Regions from separate parts of the Homo sapiens genome. Here region 2 is linked to region 1. A link is an interaction called in ENCODE POLR2A ChIA-PET data of the cell type or tissue named here. Cell type or tissue: endothelial cell of umbilical vein. All regions are shown on one strand. Links, peaks and the distances in the headings refer to the core of each region. The heading gives the core; the rest is flanking DNA.

Region 1 (16,565 bases), core at 5,723-13,722:
TGGAGGTCAGGAGTTCAAGACCAGCCTGGTCAACATGGCGAAACCCCAACTCTACTAAAAGTACAAAAATTAGCAGGGCGTGGTGGTGCACGCCTGTACTCCCAACTACTGGGGCAGCTGAGGCGGGAGGATTGCTTGAATCCAGGAGGTGGAGGTTTCAGTGAGCTGAGATTGTGCTACTGCACTCCAGTCTGGGCGACAGAGCAAGACTCTGTCTCAAAAAAAAAAAAAAAAAAACAGTCAGGATACAGAAAAAATTTCTATCTCCGTATACTTTTATGAGGGAGCTTACAAGGCTCATCTGGATTATTTGAAGGCAGGATACTTCAAAGGAAGCAAAAATATGCTATTTTCAGATTTAACTTAGATTTCTAAAAATTCTGTGCAACTCTCTTATGTGGGTATGTGACACACCAGTAAATAGGGTGCATGTGACCCTGGCAGGGTGAGCTAAGAAAGTTGGATTCCTTGAAGGAAATAACTTTCTGTGATATCATGACTGGCGGGGGACTGCTGGTGGGGGATGACTGGCAGAGGATGTGCAGGTGCAGCTGGATGGAAGCCCTTGGCATTGGGGCTCCTGTCATGCATCCAAATCCCCAGTGCCCCTATTCCTCCACCCAGGTCATTCCTGCTCATGATATCAGTACTCTGACTCACAAGTAGCCTGCAGCAGCTGAAAGGAAATGATGTGGCAACTGTGTCTGAAGTCTGGTTAAATGCTGGAGACAGAAAAGAAAATCCATTTGAAAATATGTTGCTGTATTTTACAAAAAGGCTGTGCAAGATTTAAAAAGTATGTTTAGCATTCCAAGTATTTTCCCTTCTGTGTCTTCAGAGACCATCTCTGAGAGTGATGTTTTGTTTATTTAACATTTAATCAAAAGAGATGTGGACCCCACCAGCTTTTGAACAACAGATTCAGTAGCACTGCCTCTTGCATTAAGTTTGAAGAGAAACTTCAACCACACAGAGAATTTGATGTCTGTAATATGCACTAAAAGATCAGCTGGTCTAACTTTACAGGGCTAATAAAAGGGAAAAGTTTTCCTGTGCTCAGGTCTTTTATGAATTATAAATAACCATTCACTTTGGAAGATAGCACATCATAAAATTTTTTTACAAATATGCACAAATCCATTTTAAGATCCAAGGAAAAAGATGTTCAAAAGTCTCAGATGTACTCAGTTTTGATTTCGTAGGGAAACATGTTCTTTTACCATATGGATGCTTTTAAGGGGGCCTTCAGCTGGGGCTCAATAATGACACCCCAGTGGCTAAATAAGGGATTTCTTTCCTTCTAACATTATTTCTCTGTTATTAAAGGTGGAAAAACCTTCCACAAATAGCATACTATTAGAGTGCTTTAGGGGGTATCCTGGGAATCAAGGTTATGTGTCTGCTCCAGAAGTACTGTCTGTAATTATCATTCCTCCGTGGTTCTGAGGATGCAGTCTTGGTGTTTTCATTAATTTTTTCATTCTACAAGTCTGGAGTGTGTGTCTGCTCTTGATATTCAATATTTCACAGTAGGAATTTTGTTATTGTTGCTGTTTTTAGGGTCACAGATCTCTCCCCTCTCTTTTCCTCTCATAATAACCATTTCCTGGCTTCTTTTGCCCACTAAAATAAAAAGGTATGAAAGGCCAGATTTGAAAAGAAAAAGAATTCAGATATGACATTTTTCCAATTCCAGCCTTCATCTTCCCTCTTTATAATCTGCTAGTATGAGCATTAAAAAATAGAGCATTCAGATCTACCAAACACCTGAAGAGGGTTCATGGGTCAGAAGAGCACATAGATTTCCTCCCAGCACTTTGTTATCAGTATTTTCAAATATGCACCACATTAAAAGAATTTTACAGTGAACACCTATATGCCCATGATCTAGTTGTAGATTCTGCTATTAATACTTGACTCTTCTTGCTTTATCACATATTTATACAGCCCTCCTCCATTAATTCATCTTATTTTTTCATGTGTTTAAAAGTAAATTATAGGCATCCACCAATTTCTACTTAAAAACTTCAGTTTGATATTTACTTTTTTCATTTGATATGAAATTTACAGATTTTAAACTGTAAACACTAAGTGTCCAGTTTCGGAGTTTTGACAAATATATCCCTGTGTGCCCAAACCCTTACTGAGATATAAAATATTGTCATCACCTGGGAAGGTCCCTCATTTATCTTTCCTGTCAATCCCTGTTCCTAATCCCTTTCCCAAACCCAGAGGCAACCACTGTTTTGATTTTTTTCACCACAGATTAGCTTTGTCTATTCCATAATTTCATATGAATGGGTCAAATAGGATGAATTCTTTGTGTAAGACTTCTTTCACTCAGCATAATCTTTTTGAGATTTGTTGACGTTATTGTGTGAACAGTAGTAGCTCATTCTTTTATACTGCTAAGTAGTATTCCATTGTATGACTAAACCACAGTTTGCACACTTATTTTCTCTCTCTCTCTCTCTCTCTCTCTCTATCTTTGAGATGGAGCTTCACTCTGTTGCCCAGGGTGGAGTGCAGTGGCGTGATCTCAGGTCACTGCAAGCGGGTTCAAGCGATTCTCTTGCCTCAGCCTCTTGAGTAGCTGGGATTACGGGCACTCACCACCACACTCGGCTATTTTCTGCATTTTTAGTAGAGACAGGGTTTTCACCAGGTTGGCCAGGCTGGTCTTGAACTCCTGACTTCAAGTGATCCGCCTGCATTGGCCTCCCAAAGTGCTGGGATTACAGCAGTGAGCCACCGTGCCCGGCCCCTGTGCATTCGTTCTCTTCTTGATGGATACCTGGGCTGTATTCAGTTTTTGACTATTACTTATAGAGCTGCTATGAACACTCTTATACAAGTATTTTGATAAACATATGTTTTCATTTCCCTTAGGAAAAGACCTACTTATGTAATTGCAGGATCACAGCTAGTATATATTTAGTTTCTGAAGAAAATGCTATTTATTTTTCCAAAGTTGATGTACCATTTTATGTTCATATCAACAATGTATGGGAGTCCCAGTTGCTCCCCATCTTTGCTGACATTTAGTGTATTCAGTCTTTATATTTTAAGCCATCCTGGCAGTAGTGATACTTCAGGTTTTAATTTGCATTTTCCTAATGACTAAAGATATTGAGCACGTTGTCATGTGCTTATCTGCCATTTATATATCTTCTTTGGTAGAGTGTCTTCCATCCATTCAAAAAATGTTTTCTCTTTATTAATAAGTGGGAGTCCTTTACATATCCTGGATATCAGTCCTCTGTCAAGTTTATGTTTTGTAAATAATTTCTTCCAGTCTATGTCTTGACTATTCATTTTTTAATGGTCTCTTTTCATGAGAGGTTTTTTATTTTGCTTAAATCTAATTTATCAATTTTTTTGTGGTTATTGCTCTAGGTGGCCTAAACAAAGCACATTGATATTAATAAATGGTGTTCACAAAATGTGTTGTAGGCTCAAGATAATCCAAAGCTTCACTGTGGTCACTGTAACAGAAGTATTTCCCTAAAGAAACTTCCATGTCCGTACATACTGGGAACAACTGAGGAAAACCTGGTGATCTGTTTACACTCTCAAGAGCATCCCAGAGAATGAATACAACTCTAGACCTCCCTTTTCACTTTGTTTTATAGTAAGAAGCTTTCTGTTTTGACGGCTGGAAGGAGTCGCCACAGGCAAAACTACCTGGTCATGGCCTTGTTCTGGAATCAAGTCAGCCTTTGTGCTTATAAGCAGGATAAAGTAGATTATTTTAATAATTCATTTTTAATCCATATTTTAATAAGCATATGTTATTGAGATCATACTTAAAATAGTTTAATATATGGCATGAATGAATAAAAATAGACTCCCCAGAAGCTTTAAAAACATTCAAAGAAAGAAATCCACAGAGAGACCCAGGTGTCAGTGATGACATGGGGCAAAATTAAGAGCAGATTGAAAGTGGGAATCGTCTGCTATGAAGAAAGTAGGACTTGGGAAAATAGAGCTCTACTGAAGGAATACAACGATTCTTTAGTGTTGTTTTTAGGCTACACATTGAAGGGTTTCCCAAGATTTTACCCTGGTCTCTTTGCCAACTGCTCTGCTTGTCAGTGAAGCTGTTTGATTTCTCTCTTTGTTTCTTGTTCGAACCAAAAGGACACTCAATACAGACATGACATTTTGAAAACTAAACTCACATCTTTTTCACCCTAACTTCATTGTTGTTTTGGCCTACTTTCTCTTAGACACTTTCTTGAGGGTTCAGGCTGAATGTGGTCTTTCAAACTTTCAAACTCCCTTGAGTACCTCTTTCTGTGATTCCATTCCTAGTGATCATTAATGGTCTGCAACTGCTTCTTTATTTGTGGGGTATCTCGGGCCTTTTGCTTCTTCGGTTTTCTACTTTTTATCATTAAAAATCCCCCCCCCCCTTTATTCGAGACTGATTTAGGAAAAGAAAGGGATGAAACTTAAATGAATGAACTGCTGTTTGATTGCAGGTTAAAATTAGTGGCCAAGTTTTTGTTTGTTGTTGATCTAGTAGACTTTTATAAACCAAAACTAACTGTATGATTCTCATTGGAAGTTATGTTGAAATATGAGATATGAAGAGAGTACCAATTCACAAAGCCCTGGACTGTTCTAACCCTAGGGAATACTTGATGGTGGCTGTGTGGGTGTGCCTGCCAGGCTGGGAAAGGATCTAGCGTAATGGTGAGTTTTGTAACACACCAGCCCAGGTCCAACTGCTTGAGTAGGAAGAGTAGAGGTAGGTGGTTAGTTTTGTGGCCTCCCGGATCTGTTCCTGAAGAAAGCAGATAAGTTCAGGAAGGGAGAAGTCTAGGTTCTAAGTTAGAAATGTCAAGTAGGACTTCGAGGCCTCTGAAATAAAGATGTGTCCTAAGTAACTAACACACAAACATGATGGAAGTAATCATACGGGAGAAACGAGTGGGGTTAAAATCACAGGGCCACATGACAAATTATGTCTGGCTATGCCAGTGGGTTAAATCACTTCCTAAGATGTTGCCAACAGCACAAATATCTGTATTTAGCATCACATGCAACCAAAGAATTAACCAAACATACTCTCCAAGTTTCTTCCCCTTTGGAATAGTAATTCCTGCTATTACAGTGTTTCCACTAAGGCACTGGAGGATCCAGGGCAAAGTCTAATTGTGGTGGGTTCCACTGGCCTGCAGTGTGGGCAGCATTAAGCGGGTACCCGAATGTGGTGGGGGAGGACTGTGAAGCTCTATTTTCTGTGCAGCTCTTCGGGAAGTCCTGTTGCCAGCCCTCCTCAAACATCATTTTCTGCTCATGAATATTATCTTTTATACCAATAGAGGTGGGAGGGGGAACTACCCAGAATTCAGTCTCAAAATCTTTTATCCTTTTCTCTCATTTACTTCAAAATGTATATAAAGTAAAATGCAGCACCCACCAAAAACCATTTCAGCCTGAAACTAAACGCAAGCTCTTTAGCTTGACTATGGGGTCCTTCATGGGCAGAAGGGTTGGATAGAGGAAATGAATTATAGGGGGATGCTTTGCTTTGATTACTACCAGAGTTTAGCAGGAACATCTGGCTTATTTGCAGTTAGATTTTCTGCAGGGAGGGTTCAGCCATTGCTACCATAGCTCTTAGTACCATAAGGTTTATCTGAATCTCTGAATATCTATGCTCTTGCAAGATCCAAATTTCCCTTAAAGTTGATATTTGTCTTTCATTTGTTTCCTAATTAGCATTCAGATTTCAGCCCAAGAGTGCACTGCCAGAGGCATAACACCTCCCTTGGTGGGGACCTTTGTTGGCAGCATTCTAAAATGAATTCATAGGACTGTTCTCTGATTTTCAACTTTGCTTTTGATACAAGGTCTGTGAATGTTTAGTTGACAATACGTGTGCGCCTCTCTCATTTCCTGTTTTTAAGGGCTGCACTTAATTTATTTGAAAGGGTGGAATATTTTAAATTACAATTCAGCAGTTTTACTAAGGAAGGCTGTAAAACACAATGAGCAAGGAGTTTTACTTCCTCCTTCCAACTGCTACTCCCTGTTTTGAAATCTTGATGTCCTCCAATCAATGGGAATGACTTTAACTTACACTGTAACATTTTTAACAGCAACCACGCCATGGCTGGAGCTGCAGAGGGGCATGGGATTCCTGCACACTGTAATTCCATTTTTCCAGACGCCTTATTAGTACACGGAATGCGTCTGCCTGTGCTTGATATTGTTCTATCTTGTTAAGTCCCCTCCCCCAGGCAGAGCATTTGGATTGGTTAAGGAATACAGTCGCTTAGCCAATCAAGTGAAACCTTTCTCCTGCAACCCTAGCAACACCTGTCATTGACAAATGTTAAGAGAAAACCCCTGACAAACCCAACCAGCCCTTGAAAATGGTCCCTGTCAAGGGCAAGTAGGGCTACTCCTACCCACAGAGCACTTTCTGTGGCCAGAGGAGTTAGTGGTTTGTATCAGACCTGCAAAAACAGAACCTGGATGTGGCTGCAGGTGCTTGAGTCTAGGGCCCTATTCCGATCTGCTGTCAATTTCAGCGAAACTGACTTTTGTTAGCCAAAGCCGGTGTTGGAGCTTGGGGTTGTGGGGGGTGGGTGGTTGTCTATGGTGGGGTGGCAGCCGGGTAGTGTGCTCATATTCTCCCATACCAACCAGACCCCCATACCCACCAGAATATTTTCAGTGGCTGGAGGAAGAGTTCACATACAACTTCGGCTCCAGGGTCACACTTCTGTCACTGATGCTAATTTGTTTTGCAGGGCATGGCAAGAGGAGAATTTTCTGAGGGCAGCAAGATACCTGGCTATGTCCCCAGTGGCGCCTTTCCAAGACTTCTGGCTACACATCTTTCACCTCCCAGCCTCGTGCTGAACACTGTTGGGGTGCAGTTGGCCTGCCTGCCTCACCCGTGGGCATATTGGGACACTCCTGTCAGGGTGTAGTTAGACCTAAAAGAGCTCTCACCCCTCTCAGGGAGGCTTCATGACTGAGGAATCTGAAGGCAGATCTGGCAGAAGCTGGGAAGGGGAAGGGAATGGAGAGTAAGAAGGGGGACCTGCCAAAAACATGCACAGACAGTTCGTAGGCAAATGCATGTTCCCACAAAAGACATAATAGCTGTGTGTGTATGATACCCTGCTGAAGTCCCCTTATATGATCATTCCAGTTAGTCTAGCCACCTTGAAAACATATTTCAAACCCTGGTTGAGTAATCCATTGTGCCATGATTAGCTGTTAATGAAGCTGAAAATATCTAAATCATCCAACAAGTAATCTGAATTAATTTTTTATGATTACCACTTCTAGACAAGCTGGTGTCAGGACAAAGAAAGACCTGGGCATACAGACAGAGACATTCACACATGCAGATAAAACGTGTACACACAAGCATGCACACAGATAAACTTAGGCCAGAGGAGCAAAGGAGGAACAAGGGGGAAAAAGTAAAAGGGGAACTTTAAAGACAGTCCATGAATTGAACAGTGTGAAATCTTGTGTCAGACCTGTAAAAACAGAACCTGGATGTGGATGCTAGGGCTTGAGTCTAGGGCCCTACTCTGATCTGCCACCATTTCAGTGAAACTGACTTTTGTTAGTCAAAGCGAGTGTTGGAGCTGGGAGTGGGGGTCTGTGGTGGGACTCTTCAATTCACGGACTCTCCTTAGTGAAGTTCATTTGGTCCTCTCCAATCCCCAGCGTCCCTTTTCCTCCTAGCACCATCCTTCAAGGCCTGTCCTGAATTTAATTTTCCACCGGAGGTTGGCACATAGCTTAAGGCATCCCTTGGGAGCATAAACTGGTAATGACTTGAAATCTTAACCCCTAAAAGGATATTGATATTTTTTCAAAAGGTGCTCAGGAAGGTGTAAAAGAATTAAATCTCTAATGGCTGACTTGTAAATTGGGATTATCTTTATTCTGGAGACTTAGCTTTGCTCAAACATACTTTTTGGGTACAGATCTCCTCTGGGCATTCCTAAGGCCAGAATTACAGGCAAGAAAAAGTGGTCCTGGAGAGGAGGGTGGGTTGCAGTGGGGAGAGATCCATCAGATGGGTGCTCGGTAGGAGGATAGATACTGAAGAGGTGCGGGAGAGGCCAGAAGGCTGAACTTCCACATGGAGACAAACTAGAAGCTGGTTTTATAATCTTCCGTATCTGTCCTTCAGGGAACTTGCAAACTTTCTGGTGGCATGAGATGTAGAATATTACAATACAGATTACATAACAGGTTAAAAGCTGAGTCTTACAATGGTCATATACATGCACACAGGTTCTAGGTTCAAAGTCTCAAAGAAATTAAGTCATTGTGAGAGGATGTAAAATTGTGGACATTTGCCTATTAAGGAGACAAGCAAACTATTTTTTTCCTTTTTCAGATTTTTCAAGTTTTTCAGGTATGTCTGGTCAAGTTTTCTGTGGATATTAGCAACTATCAAGTATGAAGATTATAGAACAACAAAAAAAGCAACATTACATGTTTATGTCTTGCTCTGGAAGTCGAGATTTTTATTTCCTTGTGAAATAGATAATAAAAAAATAAAATTAACAATGTATATACACCATGGTTCTTTGTAACCCGAGTGTCACAAAGAGCTCTATAAAATATCTGAAGTGCTTGAGGTTGCCTAGAGGGAAAAGGTAAAGATTCTCACTACAGAGCTAATAGTTCCTGCTCAACAATTTGAATTTCACTTAAGAATAAACCTGAGAGCCCACATCTGGGAGAGCATGTTTACCTTTAATGTAGCAGTTTGGAGGTGGAGGCATTCCTGGAAGAGAACAATGCCTGATGCATTATAGGCACAAAAATAAAGATTTGTTGATGACACCGAAGCCCTGCCTCCACACCAACATTCTCTCAATTCACAAATACTATCAAAGGAAGAAAACTCTAGAACTCCATTAGAGTGGATATCTCCCCGCTCTTAATCTCCCAGAGATCATTGTTTCCTATTTCCATGGAAACTAGAAGACTTGAAATTGCCAAAACTTGAGAGACACTTGAGATGAAAGCCAGAAAAAAAAAATTAACAAAAGACAAATGTTACAGGCAGCATGTATGACAGTGTGGTAAAGTTTCTGACATTTGTTTGGGAAGATTTTCTTATTTCTTTGCTTGGAAGAATGCAATGATTTCCAGAATGTGGCCATAATAGCTTCACACCATGCTGCTGAATGTTCATCGAGTAGATTTTACTCTTTTCTAGAAAGGAAAGGAAAGACCCATGGGCCTTGGCAGCAATCAAGTGAATGTTAAGCTGTTGGAAATTGCTCTCCTGGCACACCTTGATGTTAACCACAATGAGGAGGCCAGTCTGGCTGAAGTGCCCTTGCTCCCTCCCTTCCATGCAGTGAACAAATATTTATTGAGCACCTACTATTCTCCAGGTAATGTGTCCTACATACAACTAAATGAAAAATTACAACTCAGATAAGAGCCCCTAGGAGAAGTACACGTAACTACTAGAGTGTGTAATAGACAGAACTGACCTGTCAGGGCGGCCAGGCTTTCCTAAGGAAGTGTGATTAAGCCGAGCAGGAGGAAACTAGGCAGTGGTTGTGGGGCCTGGGGAAGGAGAACATTCCAGGGAGCAGGAACTCTTGGGCAAAGGCCTCTGGAGGAAGTGAGTGTTAAAGGAATTGAAAGTAGGCCTGAGTAGCCTGTGTTGGCAGAGCTCCAGAGAGCAAAGGGAATGAACTTGGGGTAAGGCCATTTGGAGAGGTGGGCAGGGACCAGGTCATTCCTAATGCACAGTCTTGAGTCTTGCAGGGCAGGCTTGTTAAGGATTTGGTTTCTAACCCTCCCCTCTCCAGGGTGAACTCAAGCTGTCATAGGAGTGCATGGCATACAGTCCTTGTGTGTGACCTGGGAATGCAGATTTTGTTTCATCTGAAATCTGTCAAAACATTGCCATAGATTTCAGAAGTGAACCACCAAGTTCCAAAGGTTATAATTTCATTAAATGCTTTAAACCTAAATCATGTTCAGTAAATATTATTTTACACATGATGATTCAGTAGGCATCTTGGACTCATCATCACAAATGTCAATTATCATCCTATATTAACCCCTCAGAAGCCAGAGTTTGGTCATCTAATAACTTCTCCATTTTCTGGGACCTAGCTGGAATCTAGGAAGTCTGCAAGAGGCAAAATAAATGTGACAAAGATCGTGTACATTTTAACCAGGTGGGAGATTCTCATTAAGAACTTCGCTGATTTTACTTTACACATAATTGTAGAAATAAGGTTCTCCGGGTTCAGAGGCTACAACATGGGGAGAGCAATAATTCAGAAAGTGAGAAGCGACATTATGGGTGGTTATATGACAATAATTAACAGTAAGAGGGGCTAGGCATGGAGGTACATGCCTGTAGTCTTAGCTACTCAGGAGACTGAGGCAGGAGAATCACTTGAGCCCAGGAGTTTGAGTCCAGCCTCGGCAATACAGCAAGATCGACTCTAAATAAACAACAAAAAAGTGAAAGTAACAGGAAATAGCACAACTGTAAAGGCTGAGACCAACAAACCAAAACAAAACCTAGAACAAACTAAATAAAAAATGGAGGGAAAAGAAGGGAAGGGAAAGAAGGGGAAAGAAGGGAAGGGGAGGGGAGGGAAGTGGGGAGGGAAGGGAAGGGCAAAAGAAATAAAGAGAAAAAGAGAAGAAAAACCAAGCCAGCAATCTGGGTTTTTTGTTATGAACAAGCAACCTTGCGTACCTTAGTAGCTCTTAAGGGCATCATTGTGTTTATAATCAGTCCTTATAATATGCTTAAGAAGTCAAAGAAGTGTGTCATGTTTTAGAAAGATTTCTAGTGTGCAGGGTTAAGCCTGTATTTTTATTTTATTTTGAGACAGAGTCTCACTCAGTCACCCAGAATGGAGTGCAGTGGCGTGATCTCAGCTCACCGCAACCTCTGCCTCCCAGGTTCAAGCCGTCTTGTGCCTCAGCCTCTGGAGTAACTGGGATTACAGGTGCTTGCCACCAAGCCCAGCAAATTTTGTGTATTTTTAATAGAGACAGGGTTTTGCCATGTTGGCCAGGCTGGTCTCAAACTCCGGGCCTCAAATGATCTGCCTGCCTCGGCCTCCCAGAGTGCTGGGATTACAGGTGTGAGCCACCACACATAGCCCCGTTAAGCTTTTAAAAAGATTTTTGGGCCAGGAGCAGTGGCTCATGCCTGTAATCCCAACACTCTGGGAGGCCAAAGCGGGCGGATCACCTGAGGTCGGGAGGTGAAGACCAGCCTGACCAACATGGGGAAACCCCATCTCTACTAAAAATACAAAATTAGCCGGGAATGGTGGCGCATGCCTGTAATCCCAGCTACCTGGGAGGCTGAGACAGGAGAATCGCTTGGACCCCAGAGGCGGAGGTTGTGGGAAGCCGAGATCGCTCCATTGCACTCCAGCCTGGGCAACAAGAACAAAACTCTGTTTCAAAAAAAGAGATGTTTGGTCCTTAAAAAGTACAACTTCAGCTCTTTGGGAAACCTGTCCAATCTGGGTGGTTTTCACAAAAGTTCTGCATAACCATGGTTTTATTGCAACGTGATTCCGTGGGGGTGTGAGTTAATATAGATTTCACGTTGAAAAATGTCTGATACACCAGCTTTTACTGAAACCTCTTCATTTTCACAAGTTATCTAATTCTGGATTTGAACAAAGTCATTGGAAGTGACATTTTTCACATCTGAATTGTCATGATTCCTTTCTTGACAGGGAGTGAATTCTTGAATATTTAAAAATACTGTAGGTGATAAAATGCCGTTAATAAATTTGTTTCAGAATTTGGCTTTCATGTTTAAAATTTTAATTTTCATGTATCTTAAATGCAAATAATCTTTATCTAGGCATAAGGTGCCCCCTAAAGTTACCTGGCTGTCTAGATTTTACATCTTTACTTCCTCCAAATAGGAATGAGAATGAACAAAGTACTATTTGATCACTTTGAAAAATGCTCATTCTATATCCTTACAAAGTGAATTTTGGAATGACATTACTTTCTGTAAATACATCCTTCATACATGTCAGAGCACCTTTTGTCTCCCTAGAGAATATGTCTTAAACCTCTTTTTCTTGTACCATCTCACATTATCAGAGATATCTGCAAGAGAGTGACCTAGTAGGGTGAGGCAATTTTGAGAAAATCATTAATTTTCTAAATTATGATTCTCTATACTAACACTTTTTTAGTGTTTAAAAGTGGGAGTTTTTTCCTAGTTAACACAGGTAAATAAATACTGAAATAAATGTCTTTACATTATCCTATTAAATAGATTAAATAGTATTCTTTTGTTTATCCTGTGACAATCTTAACAAAATAGTTCATAAAAAGTTAGTTATTTAAAAGGGGAAATATTAAGGTTATAAGGAAATGTGGCATTTCCTATTTCTTTTGGCCATCACTGGGTTCTAAGCCTGTTTTGAAGCCTGATGAACCTTCCAGTTTTAAGATGTTTTCATTTAATAAGATCCTCACCATTGCACTTTGCATTGGAGTAACTAACAGAATGATAATAGCCTGGTAACTTTTACTAATATTTAAATGGTATAGAGACTATACGCTAAAATGTTTTTCTTTTCTGAAAATTGACACACGCAAATTATTTAATATTTAATGAAAGCAAATCTCTTTTACTTCTTGAGGGTAGAATTATTGCCCAAATCACAACATTTAAAACAAATTCATTTGTAAGCAATTTTGCCAGCCTGGTTTTTTGGTATATATTGAGATGCAATAATTTATTTTTCAAAATTCCAGCTTGTAACTTTAAAGGCTTCCATCTAAACAGAATACACTGTTCTTAGAAGCAGGTTGGAAAAGATTGGTTGATTGATCAGTGGTTGAATATATTTTCTTATAATTCAGCACATTTTAGAAGGGGACATCTTAAGGAATGAAATAGTGTGGGTTACTGAGTGACAATGTGGTGTGGAATATGATATTTCCCAATTTTGCCTATTCTGAAGAATTATCCAGGGCATGGGTTAAAAAGATAGATTCCAAGCTCCACCCCAGCCCTGCTGAATCAGAATCTCCAGGGGAGAGGTAAAGGAAATGTATATTTTTAACAAGTGCTCAGGGTGATTCTTATGACCTGACAAGTTTGGGAAATACTGGATAATGGAAAAAAATTCTGGCTTTAGAGTGAGACCGACAGAACTTGAATCCTTGCGTGGCCAGATAGCAGCCAAATAACCTTTGGCAAATTTCTCTGAGTCTCAGTTTCTTCGTTTGTTTCTTGTGTAAGAGGCATTAAATGAGTTACTGTTTGTAAAGGACCTAGTATGGTGTCTTTGCCCACTGTCCCAAAATACTAATGGTAAGATATTAGTGGCTTGGCTGGGCACTGTGGCTCACGCCTGTAATCCCAGCACTTTGGGAGGCCGAGGCGGGCAGATCACCTGAGATCAGGAGATCGAGACCATCCTAGCTAACATGGTGAAGCCCTGTCTCTACTAAAAGTACAAAAAATTAGCCAGGCATGGTGGCGGGTGCCTGTAGTCCCAGCTACTCGGGAGGCTGAGGCAGGAGAATGGCGTGAACCTGGGAGGCAGAGCTTGCAGTGAGCTGAGACTGCGCCACTGCACTCCAGCCTCGGCGACAGAGCGAGCTCCTATCTAAAAAAAAAAAAAAAAAAAAAAATTGTGGCTTGATTCTCAAGGATTCAACAAAGTTAAAATGAACCCTCTTCAAAGTTGGAGTAATGGTTTAAATTTTTCAGTTCTGGTTGATCATTCCCTGCTTACCTCTTCCTTTGCACAAGAATCTATTCCATGGAAATGACTGACCAGGAAGACTCTTTTGGCACTTTCTCCTGTTACTGGACATTTTTCACTGATGAAGTATCATCTATTCTCCCTCATTCTTCGCTCTTTTTAGCCATACAGAGTGAGATGCTCTCTCACTGCACAAGAGGGGAGAATGCCTGGTTCATAGGTTAACTATGCTGTTTTAGGCTTTTATTCTCCTCTAAACAAATTATATTCCAGGGAACATAATTGGCTTCGACTACAGTATTAAAAAATATGTCCCAGTATGAAAAAGAGAATGGAAATGAATATAACTTTGTGTCCATCTTCAAATGACTTGAAATTCCTTAGATCTAATTTAATTTCCATGTCTTGGAATCTTCCTACTAATGGCAAATTATTGTCTTAATTAGCTGAGATGACTAGCAATAATGATGAGGCAATGCCATTTTCTCCTGCAGGCCTCCTAAGCGCAGGACCCTGTGAAGTTCTTGTCACCAAAGGGTAGTTTTCAAACTTTAGTGTAAAGATGACTCATGTGGGGAGCCGCTACATGTGTTAATTTCCGTTTCCCAGCTCCAAAGTTGTGTGCATTTTGCCCTGGGGCACTCTAGGGGTCTCTCTTTGAAAACCACTGCTCCAGGAATTTGGTAAACCGCTACCGAATTTAATTCAAAAATTTCATTTCTAAGTTAAAGGAGGGTGGAGGAGCCATAAGAGATCTCTGGCTAGGACTCCACTGCCCTTCTCAAATAAATTCCTTTGCCATTCATCTGTCCATCAACCTATCTATGCATCTGACTGCAGTGGGCTGGGTGCTAGATGTGGTGCTCAGGTGGGTGTTGGGTGGGGTTTTCTCACTTCCTTCAGTTCATCAGTTTAGCTACTGGGAGTACTATTTATGAAGTGGGCCAGGGAGCCTAGCTCCTGACCACACTAGTGATGTGGTGTGATGTGATATGAGTCACTGCATATGGGAAGCAGTAGACTTTCTGTACTTTGATTTCCTACCATTGCCTAATGGTAAACACTGGAGGCGGCTCTATCCCTGATTTGGTCCCTGGGGTAGAAGCCTGCTGGAAAAGGGTAATCATAAGTAATTCAGTAATGATTTCTATGAACACCAGGAAAAACACTATAATTACTCAAAAAAATGAGAGATGGCAGAAGCACTAGCCAAAGATGACACACCATCACTCACTTCTCCCTTGGCTCCTGGGTGTAGCTAACCTCTGGGGAGACAGAAACCTTGCAGGACAATGCTGGGCATTCAGGGACTACAGAAATGGACAAGGCATATACCCAACTGTCAGAGAATTTCTAACCAGGGAAGAGAGGAAGAGGAAAAGAGAGAGAGAGAGAGAAAGAGAAAGGACAATGGCTTAGGCAAGTGTAAACATAACTCTGATGCTAGGCAGAATGGTATAAATGTCACAAGAACGATCCAAAGTGTTAAAGGGGCTTGAGGAGAGAGAGATCACACAGCCAGGTGGGTTTTCCCAGAGGAAGTGGCATTTGAGCAAATCCTTGTAGGAAGGGTAGGAATTTGACAAGTTGCAAGGGAAGGGAGAGACATTTCAGGCAGCAGGAACATCTTGAGCAAATGTGTGGGGTGGAGAAGTCCTGTTGGGACATAACAGAATTCCTGCTGGGGAACTGGGAAACGTTCTGTTGGGTTTTAGTGGGAGGCAAGGCTGAAAAGTTGGGTTTGGTCAAGATCAGATCTGAGTTTGGATTTCTCCCAGTAGGCAGCAGAGAGCCATTTACAGGGACTTAAGCAGGAGGGTGACACAATCCGAAATGTACTTTAGGAAGCACAGCAGCTGGGTGGAGGATGATTTGGAGGAGGAAAGGCTATACAGACACACCAGGGAGGAGGCTCCTGCAGAGTGAAGAGGAGGAATAATTGACTGTGAGCAGCCAGAGGGGCTGGGATAGACAATACAAGTCAACTGTGGGAGTTACAGGAAAGAGGCAAAGGCAGAGGAAAAAGCTTGGGGCCCTGGGAACAGGTGGCAACAGTATCAAAAATATAACGAAAGAAGAGAACCTGGATTCTAGGGAAAGGTGGTTCTTTGGGTTTGAGGTGGCCGTGGGCATCCTGGTGGTGATGGAAAAGTGAGCTGGCCACCAGGAAGAAATACGTGAGCCAGAGAGGGAGATGATACTTTAGGAAACGGTTATAGGGTGGGTGGTGGAAACTCTCCAAGTGGTGGATCAAGCAAAATGAAGAGGACCGTGATAGGCTGCAGGGCAGGGTATACATTAAACAGTTTGAAGGAAGATAAACAAAAAAGAGGGAAAAGAGGAGTTGGAGACACTGGAGGGATGGCAGAATTCCGGGAAACTCAGAGAGGGGCCCAGTTCAAGAGGAGGTCAGTAATCAGCGCCAGAGAGTGCAGGGAGGGCCGGCTGGGTCAGGCTGAACTGGTGGCCCCTCATTTGTCTCTGAATTAGAGAGCTTATAATAGATCCCTCCAGCAAACGACGGTGCCTTAAATCCAGTCTCTTGCTCGTTATAATAACGAAAGCTCTAAAAGTTAGGCACCTCCAAAGGTACCTACTTCCCTGTTCAATGTGAATTAATCTCTTCTACTAACAACCCCTATGACCCTGAATGAGTCATTTATCCTGTCTGGGGGCACCAGTTTTGTCATCGCTGACTTTCCAGTTCAGTGATTCTATGTGTTTATGTGTGAAAATGCTTGCTAATCTACACATTATACAAGCCTAAGTCGTATCATGAACTTCTGAAGAGAATAGAGCCCAACTTGTGTTTTACTTTTAAACTTACTG
Region 2 (16,565 bases), core at 5,337-13,336, 190 kb before region 1:
TGTCTCTAACAGATATGAACTCAAAATGTAAATAGTACCAAGTACAGTCATGTGTCACTTGATGACAGGTAGGTCATTTCGTCGTCGTGCAAATATCAGAGTGTACTTAGGGAAAACTAGATAGTATAGCCTACTACACACCCTGTCTATATAGTATAGCCCATTACTCCTAGGCTATAAACCTGTACAGCATGCTATTGTACTGAACTGTATGTAGGCAACTGTAACACAATGGTAAATATTTGTGTTTCTAAGTATATCTAAACAGAAAAGGCACAGTGGGACCACCGTCTTATATGCTATTCATTGTTAACTGAAATGTCATTGCATAGCACGTAACTGTAATTAAATCCAACTTACTTTGTAACCGTAGTGCACGTTGATCCTACTGGCATAAAACTGAGAAATGAAAGACTTGTAAATTTACATGTACTTGTAAAATGTAAGTACATTATCGCTTATTGATAAATGCTGCTAGCAAATTAACTCCTGGAGACCTTCTTTTCAAACAAGTTTATTACAATTAGCAATGAAGGTGTAAATGTGAATCTAATTAGTCATTTGGCTTAGCCTGTTTCCAGGCTGATGTCTTCTTTATGTGTTTAACCTTTATAAACATATTGTATGAGAATGAATTTTAAAAAGAAGAAAATTATGAAATATGCCATATGATCTGACCCTGTTATTTTAGGTATTTTTTAAATAAAGGGACTCTTTGTATGTAGAAAAAAGACTGGAAGGAAACATAAATACAAAATTATAATAATTATTTGGGTGGTGAGTTGATTTTTATTTTGTTGTTTATGCGTTTTTGTATTTTATGAATTTGCTACATAAAGGGAACATTTTTCTTTAATCAGAACAATATTTAAGTTTTAAAAAGGAAATTAAGAATGCTAGCTGAATAGTTTCTTTTTCTCAGTAACTGACTGACAGATGGTGCAAAGGACATGACAAAGAAGAGGCCCATCATAATAACTACCTCATTTCAATTCAGCAAATATTTATAAAGTGCTGTTGTGCTCTTTTTATCAGATAATTAATGCTTTTTGTCTTTAACATGATTGTTTATATAAATTCATTTTTACTCTTTACTTTTTTCCATTATTCTTTATATACTTAATTTCTATACCTACTTCTTTGAATGGGTATTGTTTCTAGTTTCTAAAGATTTTTATTCAAATGTCAGATTATGGAAAGATTTCTATTTTGGACATATTACTCTCATGATGGTTCTCAAATTTTATTTTTATTATAACTTATAAATCTTTCATCTTAAAATTTCTCTTAGTTACTAATATTTCTCATCTTTGATCTAGACTGTCTAGTCCTGTGTTTTCCAGTAAAATATCTACTGTATTGTACATGTAGCTATTACAATTTATTTAAAATTAAAATTAAAAATTTAGTTTCTTGGTCACCCTACCACATTGAAATGTTCAGTAGCGATGTAGCTAGTGGCTACCATATTGCACAGTACAAATTAGAACATTTCCATTCATCACTGTGTTCAATTGGATAGTATTCCTTTAGCCTCACAGTACTTTTTAATTCTAAACTTTCTTTTCATTGTACATTAGTTCGTTTTCACATTGCTATAAAGAACTACTGAGACTGGGTAATTTATAAAGAAAAGAGGTTTAATGGACGCACAGTTCCCCATAGCTGGGGAGGCCTCAGGAAACTTAACAATCATGACAGAAGGCAAAGGGGAAATAAGGCACATCTTAGATGGTAGCAGGAGAGAGAGCAAGGAGGGAAGTACTATACTTTTAAACCACCAGATTTTGTGAGAACTCACTCACAATCATGAGAACAGCATGGGGAAATCCATCCCCATGATCCAATCACCTCCTACCAGATCCCTCCCCTGACACCTGAGGATTACAATTGAACATCAGATTTGCATGGGTACACAGTGCCACACACTGTGTCACATTGTTTCTGTATTTCTTTTTTCTACATTCCCTTTCATACTGTATTCAATTTTTTAATGGAAAATGTTAATTTCTACTCAAATAATTGTTACCATTTCCTCTCCTAAATTCTTGGATGCTTTGTAGTTTCCATCACTGAATATTGTCAGCTCTTTTCTTATGCACTGTATTTTTTTTTATCATGGCAAAGAAATTGAAATTGTGGTTCTAATAGCATCTCTAGAAGAATACAGTGGCAGGCTCTGGAAGGGAGAAGTAGGTAGCTGGGCATGTGTAAGGGGGAGTGTTACTTTTTATCTCAAAATCTTTTGCATCATTCACATTTCATGCCATGTGCCTATAGTTCTTATTTTAAAAAGAATAATTTTTTCAAGTCCATCGAATTCAAGGTCCACATCAATAACTTGGCCTTAATGTTTAGGTGGTCCCACAAATAAATTTAAAATAGAATAAAATCTACATTTAAAACTGTGTATTGACAAGGCAGATGGTTTAAAGAAATAGAGATTCCCACATCTTCAGATCAAAGTAATTAAATTCATTCCCCAAAATGAAAGGTAAGCCTGTTGCCAGTTGGATATTAAGTATGACAGTGTTATATATTTAAAATTTAGAAATGACTGCTTTTATTTGTTATAGGCCAAGTCTTTTGATTTTGATTACCTAAATAATCTTGGATAACTTTAAAGCCTGGCTACCATAGTAATAAATAACCTACACAATATAAAACAGTAATACAGCTCAATGTATTCTGCACTAAGTGTGCCCCAAGTCCTATGCATCCAATCATATTGTTAGCATAGAAATTCAATTATACAGAAAGAGAAATAATACAGTAGTACCAAAGGAAAGATCCATTTCTGAGGGAAGGTGTGGAAAGATCTTCTGCTTAAAATAAGTGTCATAAATCTAGGTATTTGCTTAACTTGATTTCTTTTTTATTTAAAAAAATATGTTTTTCTTTCATTCGTTTTCAAAGTATGAAAAACATTTGGGTTAAAAATTGATTGCTTTTCATCTTTAATGTATGAAGTTCTTGCTATGTAGTAATAAAATTAAATGTTTTCTGATTTGCACAACTGGATATAAGGTGAAATGTTGAAAGGAAAATAAAGTTTTTGTGACAGGTCCTGTCTTCAAACTGTTTCTAGCTTTTCTATAATTATCTGTTTTGACAATGTCTCTTCTTAAAACAAGAAAAAGGTTTATTTTAGTGAGGATTAATAAGCATAAGTTTTCAGTAATTGTCTCCTTCACAAAGTCAAACTAATTGTATGACGGATTAGCACCAAGTTACATGGCAGTTTATCATAAAAACATTTCATTATGTATGTGTTCGTTGAAAATAATCTCACTAATAAGATTTTCTGTAGAATGATTTCCACACTTTAATTACCAAATTGATGTTGTTATCAGTAAATTTACATCACATTGTGATTTAAATGTAATAATTTTTAAAAGTCAGTACGTATTTTCACACCAGAATAATACTTGCTAACAAAATTTATTTGCGTATTGGCAAAATACTTACATGTAATAAGTCCAGTGACATATTCAGGGAAGATTAATACATTCCATGGATTCACCTAAGAAAACATCACAGTTGCCTCTGAATTTAAGAAGGAAAAGCACTACTGAAGCAGATAGAGACACAAAAAAACCCTTCAAAAAAATCAATGAATCCAGGAGCTGGTTTTTTGAAAAGATCAACAAAATTGACAGACCACTAGCAAGACTAATGAAGAAAAGAGAGAAGAATCAAATAAACACAATAAAAAATAATAAAGGGGATATCACCACCGATCCCACAGAAATACAAACTACCATCAGAGAATACTATAAACACCTCTACGCAAATAAACTAGAAAATCTAGAAGAAATGGATAAATGCCTCAACACATACACCCTCCCAAGACTAAACCAGGAAGAAGTTGAATCTCTGAATAGACCAATAACAGGCTCTGAAATTGAGGCAATAATTAATAGCTTACCGACCAAAAACAGTCCAGGACCAGACAGATTCACAGCCGAATTCTACCAGAGGTACAAGAAGGAGCTGGTACCATTCCTTCTGAAACTATTCCAATCAATAGAAAAAGAAGGAATCCTCCCTAACTCATTTTATGAGGCCAGCATCATCCTGATACCAAAGCCGGACAGAGACAAAACAAAAAAAGACAATTTTACACCAATATCCCTGATGAACATTGATGCAAAAATCCTCAATAAAATACTGGCAAACTGAATCAAGCAGCACATCAAAAAGCTTATCCACCATGATCAAGTGGGCTTCATCCCTGGGATGCAAGGCTGGTTCAACATAAATCAATACACATAATCCAGCATACAAACAGAACCAATGACAAAACCCACATGATTATCTCAATAGATGCAGAAAAGGCCTTCAACAAAATTCAACAAATTTTGAATTAGGTATTCAATAAATACCTCTCAATACATTAGGTATTGATGGGACGTATCTCAAAATAATAAGAGCTATTTATGACAAACCCACAGCCAATATCATACTGAATGGGCAAAAACTGGAAGCATTCCCTTTGAAAACTGGCACAAGACAGGGATGCCTTCTCTCACCACTCCTATTCAACATAGTGTTGGAAGTTCTGGCCAGGGCAATCAGACAGGAGAAAGAAATAAAGGGTATTCAGTTAGGAAAAGAGGAAGTCAAATTGTCCCTGTTTGCAGATGACATGATTGTATATCTAGAAAACCCCATTGTCTCAGCCCAAAATCTCCTTAAGCTGATAAGCAGCTTCATCAGCAAAGTCTCAGGATATAAAATCAATGTGCGAAAATCACAAGCATTCTTATACACCAATAACAGACAAACAGAGGGCCAAATCATGAGTGAACTCCCATTCGCAATTGCTTCAAAGAGAATAAAATAGCTAGGAATCCAACTTACAAGGGATGTGAAGGACCTCTTCAAGGAGAACTACAAACCACTGCTCAATGAAATAAAAGAAGACACAAACAAATGGAAGAACATTCCATGCTTATGGATAGGAAGAATCAATATCATGAAAATGGCCATACTGCCCAAGGTAATTTATAGATTCAATGCCATCCCCATCAAGCTACCAATGACTTTCTTCACAGAATTGGAAAAAAACTACTTTAAAGTTCATATGGAACCAAAAAAGAGCCCACATTATGAAGTCAATCCTAAGCTAAAAGAACAAAGCTGGAGGCATCACGCTACCTGACTTCAAACTATACTACAAGGCTACAGTAACCAAAACAGCATGGTACTGGTACCAAAACAGAGATATAGACCAACGGAACAGAACAGAGCCCTCAGAAATAATACCACACATCTACAACTATCTGATCTTTGATGAACCTGACAAAAACAAGAAATGGGGAAAGGTTTCCCTATTTAACAAATGGTGCTGGGAAAACTGGCTAGCCATATGTAGAGAGCTGAAACTGGATTCCTTCCTTACACCTTATACAAAAATTAATTCAAGATGGATTAAAGACTTAAATGTTAGACCTAAAACCACAAAAACCCTACAAGAAAACCTAGGCAATACCATTCAGGACATAGGCATGGGCAAGGACCTCATGTCTAAAACACAAAAAGCAATGGCAACAAAAGCCAAAATTGACAAATGGGATCTAATTAAACTAAAGAGCTTCTGCACAGCAAAAGAAACTACCATCAGAGTGAACAGGCAACCTACAGAATGGGAGAAAACTTTTGCAATCTACTCAACTGACAAAGGGCTAGTATCCAGAATGTACAAAGAACTCAAACAAATTTACAAGAAAAAAACAACCCCATCAAAAAGTGGGCAAAGTATATGAACAGACACTTCTCAAAAGAAGACATTTATGCAGCCAACAGACACATGAAAAAGTGCTCATCATCACTGGCCATCAGAGAAATGCAAATCAAAACCACAGTGAGATATTATCACACCAGTTAGAATGGCGATCATTAAAAAGTCAGGAAACAACAGGCGCTGGAGAGGATGTGGAGAAATAGAACAGTTTTACACTGTTGGTGGGACTGTAAACTAGTTCAACCATTGTGGAAGACAGTGTGGGGATTCCTCAGGGATCTAGAACTAGAAATACCATTTGACCCAGCCATCCCATTACTGGTATATACCCAAAGAATTATAAATCATGCTACTATAAAGACACATGGACATGTATGTTTATTGCAGCACTATTCACAATAACAAAGACTTGGAACCAACCCAAATGTCCAACAATGATAGACTGGATTAAGAAAATGTGGCACATATACACCATGGAATACTATGCAGCCATAAAATATGATGAGTTCATGTCCTTTTTAGGGACATGGATGAAACTGGAAGCCATCATTCTCAGCAAACTATTGCAAGGACAAAAAACCAAACACCACATGTTCTCACTCATAGGTGGGAATTGAACAATGAGAACACTTGGACACAGGAAGGGGAACATCACACAATGGGGCCTGTTGTGGGGTAGGGGGAGGGGGGAGGGATAGCATTAGGAGATATACCTAATGTAAATGATGGGTTAATGGGTGCAGCACACCAGCATGGCACATGTATACATATGTAACAAACCTGCACGTTGTACACATGTACCCTAGAACTTAAAGTATAATAAAAAAGGAAAAGTACTTATAAGTAAAAAATAATAGTAGAAAATAAATGCTATTATCATACACTATGCAAATAAAACCCAGCTTTTTGTTCAACCTAGGCATGTTAAAAAGACTTTCTAATTCTAATATTACAAGTATCCTTGAGAAAATTTTCCAGATAAGAGCTGTTCTAATTCCTGCCACACTTAAAAGATAACTTAGTATAAAAGAAAAGAAACATTCTCAAGAATTATTCTAGAAAACATTCATCTAATCTGAATACCACGAAGCTTTTTATTGCCAGAATGCAAAGGAACCAACCTTGATGTCTTTTAAAAAAATGGTTTTACCTAGCAAATGGTAAGACAAACTTTTAGTTTGTATCTTTAACTGGTACTTTTCAAGGAATTGACTATCACTGTTGCTGAAACTTGTACTTAAATATGTAACACAAATATCACTTTCCTTGAAATGAGTTATGAATTGCCATCCCAGAGGATATCAGTAGAACCCAGGGTACAAGTTCCCAACTTTTGGGGTGCTCTGGCATCACAAGACTCTTCCTAAATTTGTTGTATGGCATGTAATTCATTTTGAAAAGGGAACAGTAGATTTTGAAACCATCAAAATTCTTGAGAAACAGGATTTGGATGCACTCTTGGTTATCATGAAAGCAACATTACAGGTTATTGAACCGGAAGAATTTCCCCAGAGATCTTATATAACTTGCCTGACTCACTTGCCATATTGCAGTGTTCAGTCAAGCCCAGTCCAAGATTTTCTGACAAGTCTGGTTCAGCAATGCCTGACTTGATGTGTTTTTTCGGAGAAGGAGTCAATGAGATTTACCTTCCCTCCCTCTAAATTACTTCTTATAGTGAAGGGTTTGTTTGATTCCCTTAATATTCATTTGATCTCTGAGAAGGAACATTGTTCCAGGGAAAACTAGCAGTAGGCCCCAAAAAGGAAGACTCTAAAATTTATTCAACAAATAACTTATAAATGCCTATTCTGTGTTAGATGTTGGAGATATAGAGGAGAATCTGCAGATGGCCAAGGGAGTTTATGCTCCAGTGAGAAAGACAGACACATAACAATACGAAACAGTACCAGAAATGGGACATTACAAATGTGAAAACAGGTTCAACCTTCTTTAGGCTGAAAACTGAAGGATAAAAAAGGAATACACGAGAGAGTAGCATGACACTAAAGCCAGATACTATGATGAAAAGATTGACAAATTTGACAACATAAGAAGTTTCTACTTTTTGATAGTTAAAATCCTAGACAAAGTTAAGCCAAAGACTGAGGGGAAAAGTTTTAAAATACAGAATAAAGACTTCTCTTTTTTGTATTGACAAAGTTGTGGGGAAACAGGTATTCTCATTCACCATAGATACAGGTGTAAGTTGATGTTAACTTTTTTTTCTTTTTTTTTTTTTTGAGGCAGGGTCTCACTTTCTTTCCCAGGCTGGAGTGCAGTGGAAAGATCATAGCTAACAGTAACCTCAAACTCCTAGGCTCAAGCAATTCATCCTCTTCAGCCTGGCACAGGCCACCACGCCCAGCTAATTGTGTTGTTTTTTTGGGGGGTTTTTTGGTTTGTTTTTTATGTTTGTTGTAGAGACAGGGTCTCACTTTGTTGCCCAAAATGGATGTTAACTCTTTAGAGAGCAATTTTCCAAATATATGAGAAACTTTTAATGCAGCAATTCCAGTTCTGAGAAGGTATCCTAAAGAATGAATGGCAAATGTATACAAATTTTATACAAGAATGTTGTTTGTAGTATTGTAAAATATGAACCATTCTAAACATTCATCTATAGGGGATTGAACGAATAAATTACAATGGAATACTAACTAGTATGCAGCCATTATGAAGGATAATGTACACCTATATATATTGACACAAAAAAGATGTCTGAAAAATATTGAGTGAAAAGCAGTTTATGGAATAGTATTCGTAGTATATATTTTATCTATAATTATAAACATGTAAATGGGATACACTATATTTATATTATAAACACATGTATATGCAGGGGGAAGTCTATAATGATTAGACTTTTTAACAGTGGATATGAAATTATGAGATATTTTCTATTTTGTAGATTTCTGTTGTTTACATTTCTGTATTTTTTTCAAGATGTATTACTTTTGCAGCTAAAAGAACAGTGATTTCCATTTTAAGAAAGAGAAAAGAACATTCTGAAGGAGCTTTTAAAAGTTCTGCTTTTCCCCTTGGCAAATATGTACTCCCACACTATTTCAAGTTTCTTGTTTCTTTGCTAAACCAAAATGGCAAGCGGATTAAATGAGAAGTATATGGCAACACAGCCAGTCACCTATTTACTTACATTCACTAGCTGTGTGATTTGTCTATTTATAGTTTGTTTCTTCCTACTAGAATCTAAGCTTCATGAAAGCAGGACTGTGTTTTGGTCCCTGCCATCTCTCGAGGATTTAGAACAGTACCTGGCTCAGAGTTCATGCTCAATAATATTGAGTGATTGTGTACATGAATAAGTGAAAGAAAGAGGGCTTCAGCCTAGGTCTTTTGGTGGGTTCCTTCTTTACCCTTGATTCTCCGTCTCCTTTGTTCTTATTTCCCAGTGATCTTTTTGCTTCCCTCCCCCACCTCCTTTGAGAATTCTCACCTCAATTTGTTTCTTCATATTGCTGTCTCCATCACTGCTGGAACATCGCTGAGCCTCTCTTTTTCTCCTGACACCAAACTTAAAGGAAGCCTGTCTCCTGGGCTACCACTGATACCCACTTGTACTTACACCTGATGGCCCAACCCTTAGAATTCACTCTACAACCCTAATTAGTAGTCTAGCCTTTTCAGTTTCTCTTAGCAGAAGAGATGTTAGTGTGGTTCCTCCCTTTTACCTTTCCTTCCTTCCCATAATGTTATTTCAACTGGTTTCATCAGCTGCTGCTCTGCTTGGGAATTCTACTCCCTTCTCAGTATAGTTGTTTCGAGTAGTAACTGCTTGTTAGTGCTATTCACATTGCCTGAAGTGGATTTTATTGTTATTGCTGCTGTAGTGTTTGTGGTTTATCTGACTGCTGTACTTCTAGTTGGCCACAAGGTCACATTTTCCAAATTCCTGCTACTGTATCACTTTATATCCTAGGTTATCCTCTTAATCCCACCTTCTCCAATCCCATAATAAGAAGGGAAAAGCTTGCACTGTCTTCATAATGGTGGCGGGGGTGGGGGCAATAGAGTCCTGAGATCCATTTTAAGTAAGGGGCACTTGCCTATCTGCCTTCCCACAGTATCCTTGCCTCTTTTGAGAAACAACACCAGTAGTCCTTCTGAGATGTAAGCAACCTCTTTCCAAGTTTTGGTCAGTCACAGGCACTATGGATGATGTATTGTAACCCATCATATTTGTATTTGTTATTGTAGTTGTGCTACGCTGTGGGTAAATTCCTTAATGTGTACTAGACAGGGAATATAACCACCATTATAGCACTATTTCTTTGGGGAAAAAAAAGTGTTTTGGGTCCAAAATAGTTGGTTGACTTTAACTTTCTTACCTTAAGCTATTCCTAAGTTAGGAAGTCCTTATATGAGTGGTGATATATTTTAAGCCACATACTTGGTGATTGATAGGTGGCAGGTACACAAAGAAAAATAGAGAAATATTTTTTCTTACTTAATTTTCAAAAGTAGTAAACCGAGTCATTTTACCACATTGATGTTTTTAAACTAGTATAAATTTCCAAGAATATAAATAAGTTTGTATCTATCTTTTCTCAATTTTCAGCGTTACAAAGGGAAGGGGTATAAGCAATTTAAAAAAAGGACTTCCTTTATTAATGATGGAATATGATATATTCTTGATTAGCTATTTAAGTTTACATTTGGATTTATAATACAACTGCACTATACAAAGTCAGATTATCAGTCAACAGTGATTGCCCTCTCAGATGGTCTACTAAAAAGGAAACCAATTAACAGTGAGTAAACACAGACAGAGCCACATTCATTCATTTCGCAAATATGTGTTAAGCACCGATTATGTGCTAGACATTGTTGTAGGCCCTGAATTGTGGGAGACAGAAAGGCATAAAGGGCAGGCAAAAACCTATTTTCATACAGCCAGCATAATACATACACTTTTACCCTCTGCCCTAGCAATCTAAGTTCTAGTAGAAATCTACTAAAAATTATCTGGTGAAAATACGTAATTTGGCATAATTTATAGGGCTATTTGTAATAGTAGTAGTAAATACGTCATAGTAAAAGAGCAGAAACAACCCAAATATCTATTAGTAAGCCATGATATAGCTACACAATGGAGTCCTATGAGGCTAAAAAGGAGTGATGAAAATATCCTTCTATAGAATGTTCGTGATATATTGTCAAGTAAAAAAAGTAAGATGAAAAACAGTTGATAGTACCTTTTATGTAAGGGTGGAGAAAGAGATGCACATGTATTTGCTTATTTTATAAAGAAAAAATGGGAGGATAAACAGAAAATTAATAAAAATGACAGGTAGAGGGAGGGAACAGAGTAGAAGAGCAAGGATGGAAGCTAGACTTCTTTTATTATATCTGGTATAATTTTGCCTTTGGAACTATATAGATGTTTTACACAATTTCAAAATACATTAATCCCGCCAGGCGCGGTGGCTCACGCCTGTAATCCCAGCACTTTGGGATGCCAAGGCGGACGGGTCACGAGGTCAGGAGATCGAGACCATCCTGGCTAACACAGTGAAACCCCATCTCTACTAAAAATACAAAAAAATTAGCCGGACGTGGTGGCACGTGCCTGTAGTCCCAGCTACTTGGGAGGCTGAGGCAGGAGAATGGCATGAACCCAGGAGGCAGAGCTTGCAGTGAGCTGAGATCGTGCCACTGCACTCCAGCCTGGGTGACAGAGTGAGACTCTGTCTCAAAAAACAAAAACAAAAATTAAAAGAAATTAATTCCCCCCCCAAAATTTTTTTGAATCCCTGAAACAAATAAACGTGTTTATCAAGTAGATAGCAGAATCACACAGGAAAAAATGATTTCACATGACTTTAAGACATTGTACATCAGTGAGTGTATTCATTATTTATCCTTTTTTAAAATTTTAAAAAATGTTTGTCTTACTCTTCTTACTATCATTCCCAATTCAGTGAGTATATTCCAAGGACAAAAAGAAAGGAATACAAAGAAATCCTCAACTATATTTAATAATTTTCTTAGCAGTAATATTGGCATTTTTATTTTACACACATATTTAAAATAAATATATTAATATTCTCAGGAACCAAAGCTTATAGCATAAAAGAAATTAAATAAAAACCTACAATATTAAATTTGAATTGGAAATGTCATTATGAACTAATGACATATTTTTTCTGAAAAAAAAAAAAGCATATTTCCTACTTCGGTCCACTGGAAAGACCTAACAGCAATGACAGTCCAGTAGCAATTAACATCTCATCTCAGACTATGAACTTTTTACCATTTTCTATTCTAAGGAGCCAGGGCTCCTTAGAGAAATAGCTGATGTCAAGTCTCGGGCAGGAAATGTACAAGGAGAGTCTAGGACATCTTTTTACACCAGAGAGCAAAGAAACCAAGAAGATTATGTCAAAAGGATATAGGAGCCAACTGGAAGGGGCTCCCACTGGCCAAAGATGGGTCAAGTTTGAGCATCAAAAATAGAAATACTAACCAAAACAATTGATTGAAACATTCAAATATATAAATATGAGTTCATTATATTAAAACATATTAATTGGTCATGTGTGATCTCTGGACCAGAAGCATCAGAATCACCTAGTAACTTGTTAGATGTGCACATCAGGGGCCCTATCCTCAGTTATTGAATCACAAGGTAGAGCCCATCAATCTGTGTTTTAATAAGTTTCCAGGTGATTCTAAAGCATACCGAAGTTTGAGAACCACTGCTCTGGATATAATTGCCAGTTTACATGAAATACAAGGGTAAAGAAACATGTTAGATGATACCACCAAGGCTGTAATTAGCCAGAATCACGTGGGCAAGGCTACAGAATTAATGACCTTTACTAATAAATCAGTAGGATTGGGGTGGATTGTGTATTTTTAGCTGCTGGCCTTCTCAAACTAAGTGGATATAGGAGCTTGAGGGTCTCACCATTTGGAATGCAGATTTTTACTTAGCCATCTTCCACTATCCCCATTTACAGTGTGGCACTTCAACCTAGCCCTCTTCTTGGTCCCTACATCTAAGCCTGTCTTTATATATATATATATATATATATATATATATATATATCTAGGGTGGATTGCTTTTTTTCTCACCAGTATCCCTGTTTGCAAACATTTAGGATTGTTCCTTTTCTACTCTGCTGAATTATTTGTTGTTCTATTTATTTCCATCTTTTTATGTTGTCATTTGCTATTTTAGATGACACTCTGTTTATCAAAAAAGGGCTTTGAGTTTTTCTAATCTTGGTATCTCTTTTATTTAAGGGGTAGGTTTTCAAAAGGAGTAGGGGAAATTTTGGGACTCTTGAACTGGAAAGTCTGTTTCCCAATTTGATTTGACCATACAACTTTTTGGCATGTCAAGCACCTTTTAATTTCCTGGAAAGCTAGTGTGATCTATGGAAGACTTATTTGGGAAGTGTTTCCTCTCTCTCCAGTACAGTCTGCATCTGCCTCCATAACCTCCTTCAAACTTCTCTCTCAAGGTCACCAAATACCTCTTTAATGCTAAGTCCGTTGAATATGTCTCAATTCTAACCCCACCTGCATTTCATAGAGTTAACTGCCTCCCGTCTTGAATTTCCTTCCCCTTGTGGCTTCTTTACTTAATTTTGTGTTCCCTTCAAACCAGGATCTGAGACAAGGATTTGGATACAAGTAACTTATTTGCAAGGCCACTTCTAAAAGCATTAGAGTTGAACAGTAAGAAAGGGAAAAAAAGAAAGTCACTAAAAGGTGCCTTAATAAGCTGGTTAAATGCTGTGGGCAAACGAGCTCAGTTTTGCCAGCAGCCCTCTGAGAGACTGCGGAACACATCACAGAGTTGTTCCATTGAAGAGCAAGGAAGCTGGGGTATTTATCCACCAATTTCTCACTAAGGCTCACTCCTGGGGAGTGTTAATAACTCCCTGGTATTTTCATCCTGCCCATTATATAAGGTGAATATGGTCCTCAGACCAAGAACTGCAGAAGTTTGAAGTAAGAAACAAGCTTCATCTAAATAAGCTATTTAGAAAGCTACAGAGTAAGCTGAGAGAATATGGATGAGGCATCAATATTTACTACTTTTACCAATGCCGTTTTTATTATCCCCTCACTTTCTAGACCATTCTTTCTCAACATGTTGTTGGTTCCTGTTTTTCCCTTACCTCTTAAATTTTGGTGGTCCACATGAAGTATCTGTTCTTGACCTTTGGCTCTTCTTCTCTACTATTTCTCTGGACAATCTCATCCTTGTCTTGGCTTCAGCCACTACATATACTTCCAGATTTCCAGCACTGGCCTCTCTCTTGAGCTAGACCCATGGAGTCATTTATTCATTCAACAAATTATTTTTCAACACTTACATAATATGCTAAACTTGATGCCTGGAATGTTAACAGTGAACTATACATATTCCTGGCCCTTGGAGTTTATATTCTAGTCAAGCCATATAAACAAATACATAAATAATAAGGATTATGAGATATGATAAGTGCTACAAAGTAAACTGGGTGTTGTTCTTATGTCTGGTTGGAAAGATCACTTTACATAGATTAGCCAGGGAAGTTCTCTTTAAGTTATTGGTCTTCCCTGAAGTATGAGATTTAGCTAGCCATGTGAAGAACTGAAAGAAAAAGACTTTCCAGCAGAGAGCTAAAAGAGGCCAAGTGAAATACAGTGTGTTTAAAGAACAAAGAAGCTAGTGAGGTTGAAGTATAATAACCAAAGCAGAAAATGACATGAAATGAGATTGGAGAGGTCGGCAGCAATTGGGTCATTTGGAGCCTTGTTGTGTTCTTCAGAAGCAGACATTGAGATAAAAGGTATTTATTAGGCATCCTTATGAAAGGAAGAGGAAGAAAATAGGAATGGACAGAGGACAAAGTCGAAATGTGATGTAGGCCCAACAAAGCTTCAGCCAATTTAGTAGGAAGCTCTGGAGCAAGTATTGCCCATCAGAGTCTTTGTACATCTGGTTGAAATAGCTGGGCCTTTATGGCCCTGCCTGCCTGCCTTATTCAGTTACTGGATGTGGGCTGCTCTGGAAAACCATTAGAAAGGTGGCTACAAGCTGTGGCACATGCTAAAATTGTTGACAGCTGCAGACTGTCTGCTCACAGCATTCACTGCAGCTGGGAAGCAAGTCCTTCCTTGAAGAAGGGCTTATCCAAATATCTCCATATTTGCCACAGGCAAGTTTGGATTTTGTTGCAAGGACCCATTTAAAGGGTTGTTAGTGAGAAGTGGCATGAAAGGTCACTCTGATTTCTATGTGGACATTAGATCATAGAGGACCAAGGAGACTTATTAGGAGTCCAAGCAAGAAATGCTATTGGCCATAGAGATAAAGAGAAATGCACAATTCAAGATAAATTTTGAAGGAAGAATTGATAAAATTTAGTGCTAGGTAAATGTAGGAGGTAAAGAAAAATAGGAATCATTTAAGTAAATGTATACAGTTGCGTAAGGGAAGGTGATTTAGCTGCTGCTGGCTAAAGTGCTTCTTCCCACCATGAGGACATCCCAGTAACAGCCTCCTCCCCCCCAGATCGTGCCCACTGGTGTGCATTTGATATGTCACAGAGACTACTTTGAGAGTATAGTAATTAACTTTTAGGACTTCCGGTTAGCTGGAAGGCTCCTCTCTATGTTCATGAAGTAGGGTGTTGCCTTGGAGCTTGCTTTTATCTTAGCATGTGAGGAAAGGGAGACCAGGCCCTATTGAAACAAGGCAAACCTTCTAGGGGTCAGGGAAACACTGTAGTCAGGCAGCAGGATACCTGTATGCAAAGCCATGTGTGTGGCTTGCTGAGAACTGTGCAAAGAGTAATAAGTAGTAGAAGGAAAATATGGTGGAGGCAGAAACTTGTTTCAAGTGTAGTCTAATTGTATGGCCTTAAGTTAGCCCTCTGAGCCTAAGGCATCTTTGGACATATTTAATTTAACATGTTTGTTAGACATCCACCTCCACCCAGATAGTTGGCTATATTATTCTGGAGCTTGGGGAGCAGTCAGGCTTGAAATGAATTTGAGCTTCTTCAGCATATGTAGACAATATTTAAACTTGGGATAAGAAATGATTACTTTGAGAGAGAATACAGATACTCCTTAACTTACCATGAGGTTATATCCCGATAAACCCATTGTTAAATCAAAAATACATTTAATACACCTAACTTACCAAATTCATAGCTTAGCCTAGTCGACCTTAAACCTGCTCAGGACACTTACATTAGCCTGCAGTTGGGCAAAATCATCTAGTAACACAGTACACTGTAGAGTGTGGATTGTCTACCCTTGTGATCAAAGTGATGACTGGGAGCTGCTGCTCAATGCCACCACCTAGCATGATGAGAAGGTATTGTATGGCATATCACTAGCCTGGGAAGAGATCAGAATTCAGAATTTGAAAATACAGTTTCAACTGAAGGCATGTCGCTTTTGCACTGTCATAAGTTGAATCATTGTAAGTCAGGGACCGTCTGTATAGTAAAAAAGAGGGCTAGAATTGAGTCCTTGAAGCATTTCAGTGTTCTGAAGTTTGGCCAAGAAGGAGCTAACAGTTTGATAAAAAGATATTTGGATATTTTACAGACAACTTAAATTTGGTATGTTTAAAGCAGAACTCTTTTTCTGTTTCCTACCATGGTTAATGGCATTATCTGTTGATAGCGACAGGAGGCAGCCAAATGCCTAGGCTAATAGGGGCGGGTCCCTGGTGAAACCCCACCTTCAAGCCAAAAACAGCCTGGAGGCTGAAAGACCAGGCTGCTGGTCCCAGATGAAACCTGCAACCCAGAGTGAGAACTTATGTTCCTGTTTGCCTGCCCTT

What was found. Peaks named below come from ENCODE experiments on the same cell type or tissue, not always from the same donor. Only the 100,000 strongest peaks of a DNase experiment are listed, where the experiment ranks them.
Region 2: POLR2A ChIA-PET joins it to region 1 with 10 read pairs; 3 of 35 experiments call an interaction of 5 or more read pairs at or near these places.

What each region holds. Positions count from the first base shown.
Region 1 is chr5:61,313,596-61,330,160 of GRCh38, forward strand. It overlaps LOC105378994 (a long non-coding RNA gene), which reads right to left. Exons shown (of 2, transcript XR_007058781.1): 2 at 7,899-8,192. Among named protein-coding and RNA genes, the nearest start is that of ZSWIM6, 10 kb to the right of the region's middle. In endothelial cell of umbilical vein, for the core only: no CTCF peak of the experiment used is centred there; DNase peaks (open chromatin) are centred at 6,146 and 9,566; H3K27ac peaks cover 2,502 bases.
Region 2 is chr5:61,123,225-61,139,789 of GRCh38, forward strand. All of the region lies in intron 3 of NDUFAF2 (NADH:ubiquinone oxidoreductase complex assembly factor 2), which reads left to right. Among named protein-coding and RNA genes, the nearest start is that of SMIM15-AS1, 31 kb to the right of the region's middle. In endothelial cell of umbilical vein, for the core only: no CTCF peak of the experiment used is centred there; no DNase peak of the experiment used is centred there.